2 separate regions of the Mus musculus genome follow, and region 1 is linked to region 2. Evidence: chromatin contacts called from ENCODE POLR2A ChIA-PET data. All regions are on one chromosome and are shown on one strand. The core of a region is the stretch at or near the end of the contact, and the rest is flanking DNA. Distances in the headings are between cores, read along the strand shown. Region 1 holds the start of Sf1 (splicing factor 1). Region 2 holds the start of Cdc42bpg (CDC42 binding protein kinase gamma (DMPK-like)).

Region 1 (3,718 bases), core at 1,216-3,715, 57 kb after region 2:
GTTTTCTGCAAGTGTTTCTTTGATTTCAGTTACCTCTCCCGACAGAGGAGAGTTCACTGGCAGCCTGCACATTTTCCAGAGCACCACACTCACCCCGAAGCACAGTGGGTCTGGTGTGCAGTCCTATCTCTGGATGGGCAGGAAGCCATGGTGGATACAGGCTGTGGACAGACCATGGCCTGAGTGCTCCTTGACATTCCTAGTGCCATGATTGATCAAGGTTCCAAGAGTTCCCATGCTATGCCTCCACCATCACTTACTTTTTTATTGCTGTGACCCAGGAAAGTTAGAGGAGAGAGAGCTTATTGCTTACAGTTCAGAGGGTGAGCCCATGGCAACCTTGGTGGGGAGCATGGCGGCAGGAAGCAGGCAGCTTCTGTTGTAGTAGCTGAGAATTTACACTGAATCAGCAGAAAGACGGAGACAGACAAGAGACTAGGCCTGGTGTGGGCTTTTGAAATTACCCACAGTGATAGACCTCCTCCAACAAGACCATGTCTCCAAATCCTTCCCAAATAGATCTACTAACTGGGGTTAAGCATTCAAATAAGTCTAAGGGGTCCACTCTCATTCAAACTTCCACAGCCTGCTCTGGCCAGCTACATAATGGTTTTCAGTATTTGGGACTGAACCGAGGCCCTTGGCCATACTAAGCAAGTATTCTACTACTGTGGGGCTTTTGTTGTCGTTGTTAAGTCTTTAGAGATTATTTTAATGTGTATAAGTGTTTTATCTACATGTATGTTTGTACATCAGCAGTAAGAGCAGTGCCTGAGGTGTCAGAACAGGGAGTCACGATCCTCTGGAACAGAAGTGAGATGGTTGTTAGTTGGTGTGGAAGAGTATCCAGCACTCTTTTTTTTTGTTTGTTTTGTTTTTCCAGACAGGGTTTCTCTGTGTAGCCCTGGCTATCCTGGAACTCACTCTGTAGACCAGGCTGGCCTCAAACTCAGAAATCCTCCTGCCTCTGCCTCCCGAGTGCTGGGATTAAAGGCGTGCGCCACCACCGCCCTGCTGTCCAGCACTCTTAACTGCCGAGCTGGCCCCTCCTCTGCTTAGGTTGATAGGTTTCTTGGGTATTACAGTTGGCTTTTCTACTTTCACATGTCTGCTGATGTAATCTGGGAGTTACATGTGCTAGGTTCTACCACTCAATTGTATTTTCTGCCCAGACATTTGCTCTTTCTCTGTTCTATGGCCATTTCCTCCCTACCTGTCATAGTCTGTTGACTTGTACCATCCACCATACTTGAGTTTCTTATCTTTGTAGTCTCTTTATTCCTAGATTACTCCAAACCTTCTGTTGTCTACATGTCTACTTTTCTACATCATTTTAAAAGATTACTTAGTCTTATGTATATGGGTGTTTTGTCTGCATATAAGTCTGTGCACCATATATATGCAGTGCCTGTGAGGCCAGAAGAGGGTTCTGATATCCTGGGACTGAAGTTACGGATGGTTGTGAGTCACCATTTAGGTTCTAGGAATCCAACCTGGGACTCTGGAAGAGTAGCCAGTGCCTGGTCTTATCTGCTATTTCTCTAGCCACTCTAATTACATATTAAACACTGTTTCCCCTACTGGGTCTAAATAACCTCTCTGTGAGAACCCTATCTATCCCCAGTTCTATTATGTTGTGCTAACCTGTTTCATTACTCTCATGTTTATTTCATGGGAAGGAATGTTTGGCCTCAGTCTCATTTACAAGTTCCCTACCATTTTTATGGGTAATTTTAAGGTACCCGAAACAAATTTCCAACGCATTGAGATTTCCCTGGAAGTGCACACTTTTAGACTAACTTTTGAAATGACTTTCTCTCCCCTCTCCAAGAAGGACTTGGAGCGCCTGACTTTTCCTTTACAAGAGTTAGTATGTGCCATTGAACCTGGATTTTTTGAGACAGATATACTGTACCCCAGGTTAGCCCCAAACTCATGTCAGCTCTCCTGTCTCAGCCTTTCAAGTTCTCGGGTGACAGGCTACTTGGCTACCTTGTACCGGAATGAAATAAAGTCTTTAAATACACCCACCAACTACCCTAGTTTTGAGCCATTTCGTAACACTATTTTTCAGAGAAAACAGGAAGTCTTTCTCTACTCTACCTGCAGCTTCGACGTATCCTGTTCGTCAGCTCGAGCCCGCCCCTTCGCCGCGGTCCCTAGTTACCTCTAGCACAATGACTAACGTCACTTAAGGCCTCCGTTCCGCCCCTCTGGGGAAGGGGGCGGGGACACGCGTGCCCTCCCTACGCATGCGCACCCCTGCTCTCCGCCTTGGTTCCGGCTTCTCCTCCCGGCTTTCTCCATTCTCGAGCGGCTGGCTCCTGGGGGAGGGGAATCGTTTCAGCCAATCGTGTGGCACTACGACGCCGAGGCGCTTACCTCCATCGGTTTCAGCCAATGAGCTAGCCGTTCTCTCACGTCACAGACTTTGCCCCCTCCTATTCCCCTGCCACTCTGGCCTCAGTCCGCGCAGTAACAAGGAGTGCGCGCTGCGACACCTCCCAGTTCCCCCGGCCCCGCCGCCATTTCGTCGCCGGGCCTAACGGTTCGGCCAATCCCGACCCATATTGAAAAGAGCCAGTGCTCCACCAATCGGAGGCCGCTGCCTCCGACCTCACCTCGGGCCGGCCCAATCCAGGCCGCGGCCCCTCCGCCCCGAGCCCGCCCCCGCGGCGTCCTTTCTCCTCCCTCTTTGTGCGTCTGGCGCCGCCGCCGCCCGCCGCGTGAGAGGACGGGCTCCCCGCGCTCTTCAGCCGCGTAGTCGGGTCCCCTCCCCCCCACCTCCAGCTCCCGGAAGGTTCGTGAAGGAGAAGTCGCCGCGGAGGACGAGGAACCGCTGCTGCCGGTCCCCTGGGGCGCCATGGCGACCGGAGCGAACGCCACGCCGCTGGGTAAGCTGGGCCTACCAGGCCTTTCCCCACTTCCTGGGCCCAGAGGCAGCTTCAAGCCCAGCCTATTGGCGCTCGGGACGCCGCTGCCGGGGGCCCTAACCACGGCCTTGTCCTTAGCGGCGGTGCCGTCACCGCCGCCGCCCCCGGCCTCGTACCCGCCATAGCAGCCGCCCCCGCGCCGCCGCCGCTCTTTTCAGCGAGGGTCGCCTCCGCGCCAGGACCAGCAGCCGGGCCAGCCCGGTGGCGGCGGAGGTGAGTCGGGCCGATAGAGCGCGAGAGTCGTCGGGCGAACCGAACCGGCCGACGGAGGGGCAACGCCACCGCGGTTGGACGCGGCGAGGACGCGCGCGCGCGCACGGGAGGCCCGGGCGGACGCGCCACGGGGAACGCGCGGCCTGGTTTGGGAGGCTTCGATTGCGCACGCGCACCGCGAGAACCAGAAGGGCGGGAGGAAGCGTTCTTCGCGCAGACGCAGTGAGGCGTTCAGGCTTTGTGGCGCAATTGTGGTAGTTTTGGAAGAAGCCACCTGTTGCCCCCTGAGCTCCTGCTATGGAGGACAGGAGAGTCAGGTCCACGGGACGACGTGGTGTGAGTGGCTCCCTTGATGGTTTTTAGCAGCCCCGTGGCAGGAGTGTCTCCTTTCACAGTGAGGCGAGTTCGGAAGGCTACTAGGGATGCTTGAGTTCGATCATTTATTAAAGGTTTTCTCCTTTTGTTTTCTAGAAGGTTCTCAGAGTGACCAGCTTTCCCCGTGCTGTTTTAAAAGGCTTTTTCTCTGGGCCTGTAATCTGAGAAGTAGAAAACCTTGTGTGGTAAATGTAGGG
Region 2 (3,760 bases), core at 344-2,843:
GCAGTTGGCCCTTGACTGACCTTTGTGACTAGAGAATCAGCATTACAGGAAGGGTCCCAGCCTCCTAGTTCTCCATGACGACTTGCAAATACTAGACACTCATTCCTCCCCTAGTCTCTGGCGCCTCCTTGTGGCTTCTGTGGGCCCCAGCCCTGCCCTGTGCTGAGGAGGTTCAGAATCCCTGAGAGAGCCAGTAGGCTCCATCAATTCACCCTGTAATCTAAGAACTAGGAAGTTGAAGCAGTACGCCTGGGAATTCTGGGTCATTCTTGACTACATAGTGTGTTCCAGATCAGCCTAGTTTATATGAGAGGATAAAAACAACACCAACAACAAAAACCGTAAATCCAAACTCCAGTCTGCCCTCCCTGACCCTCCCTTGGCAGTGCCATGGCATTGAATTTGAATCCTGAGTCTCTTTCCCAGCCTGATAGATCTGGAAAGAAATATATGCCTGTGTTTTCCCCATTTCAAATTGTGGACCTCATGGAGAAGGGGCTTCTGTAAAGATCAAATGAGAGACCTACAGTGGTTGGTTGGTTTTTTTTTTTTTTTTTTTTTGTTTTGTTTTTTTTTTACAGGGTTTCTCTGTATAGCCCTGGCTGTCCTGGAACTTACTCTGAAGACCAGGCTGGCCTGGATCCCAGAGATCTACCTGTTTTTGCCTCCCAAGTACTGGGATTAAAGGCGTGCACTCCCACACCACCACCCCAACATAACCCCTGTAATGTTTCTAGACCCCGTTAGATGGGATTTGGGTGTCCCACTCACTTTGCCCCTGCAAACATTCAGAATGCTTCCTCCCTCAACGCTGATGACTCGATCCTGTCAAGGTCTTCAGCTTGCAGTCTGGAAGGAGAGGCAAGCCCTCTAAGTAGGCCTTTAAACAAGTTGTTCAAAAGACACCAGAGCACCCTTCTCTTTGGTATCTGGCCTGTCACCATCAAGACCAACACAGATGGCCAGAAATAAAAAACCTCCCTGGACACAGCCAGCACCTCCACCTCCTTTGCCTCCATCAGCACATCTCAAACTTCTTGTGCCCTCCACGTTCCAGTTCAGGGCCTTGTTCCCGCCAAAGCCTTGAAAATCAGTCCCATCTAGGTCCACACGAGAATCTAGTTTCAGAGACCCCCTACCCTCAGCCTTCCAAAGCCGCAGTGTATTCATGCTAAATGAGTGTGCCCATCCTACCTCAACTACATGTCTCTGGGTTAGTTTTAAGGATTTAAAGGAGATCAGAAACTTTTGGGGGTAGATGGGTGTGTTGCCTTAGCGCCGCTTTCAAACCGAGGCCAGAGCGGACTACAACTCCCATCCGGCTTCAGGGCCGCAACCGTCCCTAGCCCCTCTGGCCTGGCTAAGGGACAGGCCGCTGGCCGGGTCCCGCGGGAAGTTGCGCTAGGCTCTGTCTAGGTTAGTGTCTCATGAGGGTCTAGGTGGCGCTGGGACTGGGGTGGCACCGTGATCAGAGGGGCCTTTTGCGACCCCAACGGACCCCCTCCAACCCCGCCCAGGAGTTACTTTTCGTGGCCCGCCCTCCCACTTCCTGGACGAGGGTCGGCCCCGCCCCCGCGCGCCTCCGCCTTCCCACCTTCACCTTCAGCCGCGGCTCCCATTGGCCGGCGCGCACCTGCCCGTCCGTCGGGGGCGGGCTTGGAGGGCGGGGCGGGCGACCAGGTGAAGGAGCGCGGGTGGCGACCGAGGAAGGTGACAGCGGGGAGGGCGGGAGGGAGGGGGGAAGCCGCGCAGAACGAGCCACGGGACCACAGACGGACCGCCGGGCGGACGGACGGACGGGGCATGCGGGCGGCCTGGCTCTAGCCCGGGTTTCGGGGCTCCAGCGGCAGCCATGGAGCAGCGGCTGCGTGCGCTGGAGCAGCTGGTACGGGGCGAAGCTGGTGGCAGCCCAGGGCTCGACGGCCTCCTGGATCTGCTGCTGGGGGTGCACCAAGAGCTCAGCAGCGCCCCCCTGCGCCGGGAGCGTAACGTGGCGCAGTTTCTGAGCTGGGGTGAGTGGTCCGGGCAACACCCGGGAAGGGAAGCTGGAGGGACGACAACACCTGGAGCTTTGTGCCCCCAGACCTTTTCCCGGGAGTGGCATATTCCTGAAACTTCCTCATTGTGCTGTATCTAACGCTTGCCGTTGGTCTCCACAGCCCGCTCGCTCACCTGCACCTTACTTCAAACTCCCAGAGACAGGTACATAAGGTACACTTCCCACATACCCTGCTACAGACCCCAGACATGTTGCCAATACACATCTTTCACAACGGTCACCTCATGCTCTACCTAGAACATACATTTAGGCGGACACCGTTTTGTGTGACATAAACATACAGACTTTCTCTATTTCCTCCGTTCTTCAAGAGGACGGGCACTTTGTTCTAGGACCCCTCTCACCTGTCACACACTCAAAAGTCCTCGTCCTTCACCTTGCAGACAAGTCTCCTTACTTCAATCCCTAGCCGGGACCAAGAACCAACCTCAACCCCTTTGGAGGATTTGGGGTCTTGTTAGAAGTGGTTTTATTTGATTCGTCTGAATCCTTGGGAATGGCTGACTTAGGGTGATCCTAAACCCAATGTGGGCACTGGACACATCTGGCCAGGCTTTGGTGAGGAGGGCATGGGAATTGGGCCTGAAACATGGGGTGTTTACCCTGTAGGCGATCAGAGTTCTTGGTGCTCCTGAGCTATGGGCAGACACAAGGCTAGGCCAAATATGGATGGGGGTCTACCAGCCAGTCCTGCCATTTCTTTCTGGGGTGAGAGCAGTTAGACGGCCCTGCCCCCGTTGCCTGCCTGTTTCTCTGTGACTCTTCTGTGTTTTACAAGTGTCTGATTTGTCATCACTCCCACATGACACCTGTACCTGGGTGTGTGCATGTGGCACATGTGTGTGTGTTTACACATATGTGTGTTTCTCCCTGCCTGCCTCTGGCACCTCTGCTTGGGACCCCAACACAGGGCATGTCTGTTGACTTCTCCCGAGGTAACTCCAAGGCCGGGTGTGACTCACGCCTCTCCTGCCCCAACTTGTCCCTGCTCCTGCCCAGAGCCCCCACCCCTTCTGGCAAGACAAAGGTATTAGGCATCCTGTCCAGGAGGTTGGATCTGGGCACCAAGTTTGGCCAATGTGGCTGGTGGTCACCTCTGATATTTCTGCAGGCTGGCAGCTGCTCCTCCCTGGCTCCATGCATAAACCTGGGAAGAGACAATTAATTTCTGTAGTGAGGTTTGCACACCTCCCCCGCTGTGGGGGTTCTGCCTGATAAACCTGTGGAACAGCTCTCTGTCCCACCCACAGGCCCGCCCAGCTGGCAGGGAGTTTACCTTCTGGCAGGGGGAAACTGAGGCAAGGTGCCAGATCGTAGATGTCCCCCAGTCCTCACTGGTCACTCCTGTCTTCATCATTTCCCAAGACTCGGTGCCCTTCCCCCTGGCCTACAGCCACTTCAGTTATGGGGAGAGCCTGGGAGTGGTTGGACCTAGCCCTTGCGGAGGTGGTGGTAGGGCAAACAGACTGTGATGCGGGAGGAGGTTCCTGCCTGTATAAGCCCCATCCAGAGAGGGAGGTAGGGCTCTAAGTGGCAGGGCTATCAAGCCTGGAAGGAATCCTGTGTGCTCACACCCTCAGGTGCTGGCATTGGGCACCAGGTGAAGTTTTTGGCCCTGTTTGAGTGTCTTGTGAGTACCTGAGCAGGCTGGTATCTGTTCCTGACCCAGAGGCCCCACTTGGGGAACACAGAGCCTGTCTT

What was found. ChIA-PET counts read pairs that join two places held with the same protein, here RNA polymerase II (POLR2A).
Region 1: POLR2A ChIA-PET joins it to region 2 with 14 read pairs in embryonic stem cell. The contact joins the promoter of Sf1 here to the promoter of Cdc42bpg in region 2. POLR2A ChIA-PET finds 5 or more read pairs at or near these places in 4 of 5 experiments (Patski and embryonic stem cell).

The regions. Positions count from the first base shown.
Region 1 is chr19:6,361,225-6,364,942 of GRCm38, forward strand. Sf1 (splicing factor 1) reads left to right here and starts at 2,466. Exons shown (of 13, transcript NM_001110791.1): 1 at 2,466-2,894. The coding sequence starts at 2,864. It overlaps Gm14966 (predicted gene 14966), which reads right to left and starts at 2,486. Exons shown (of 3, transcript NR_168058.1): 1 at 2,383-2,486.
Region 2 is chr19:6,304,864-6,308,623 of GRCm38, forward strand. It overlaps Cdc42bpg (CDC42 binding protein kinase gamma (DMPK-like)), which reads left to right and starts at 1,594. Exons shown (of 37, transcript NM_001033342.1): 1 at 1,594-2,012. The coding sequence starts at 1,853. It overlaps Gm52380 (a long non-coding RNA gene), which reads right to left and starts at 1,683. Exons shown (of 3, transcript XR_003952842.1): 1 at 1,601-1,683; 2 at 772-849.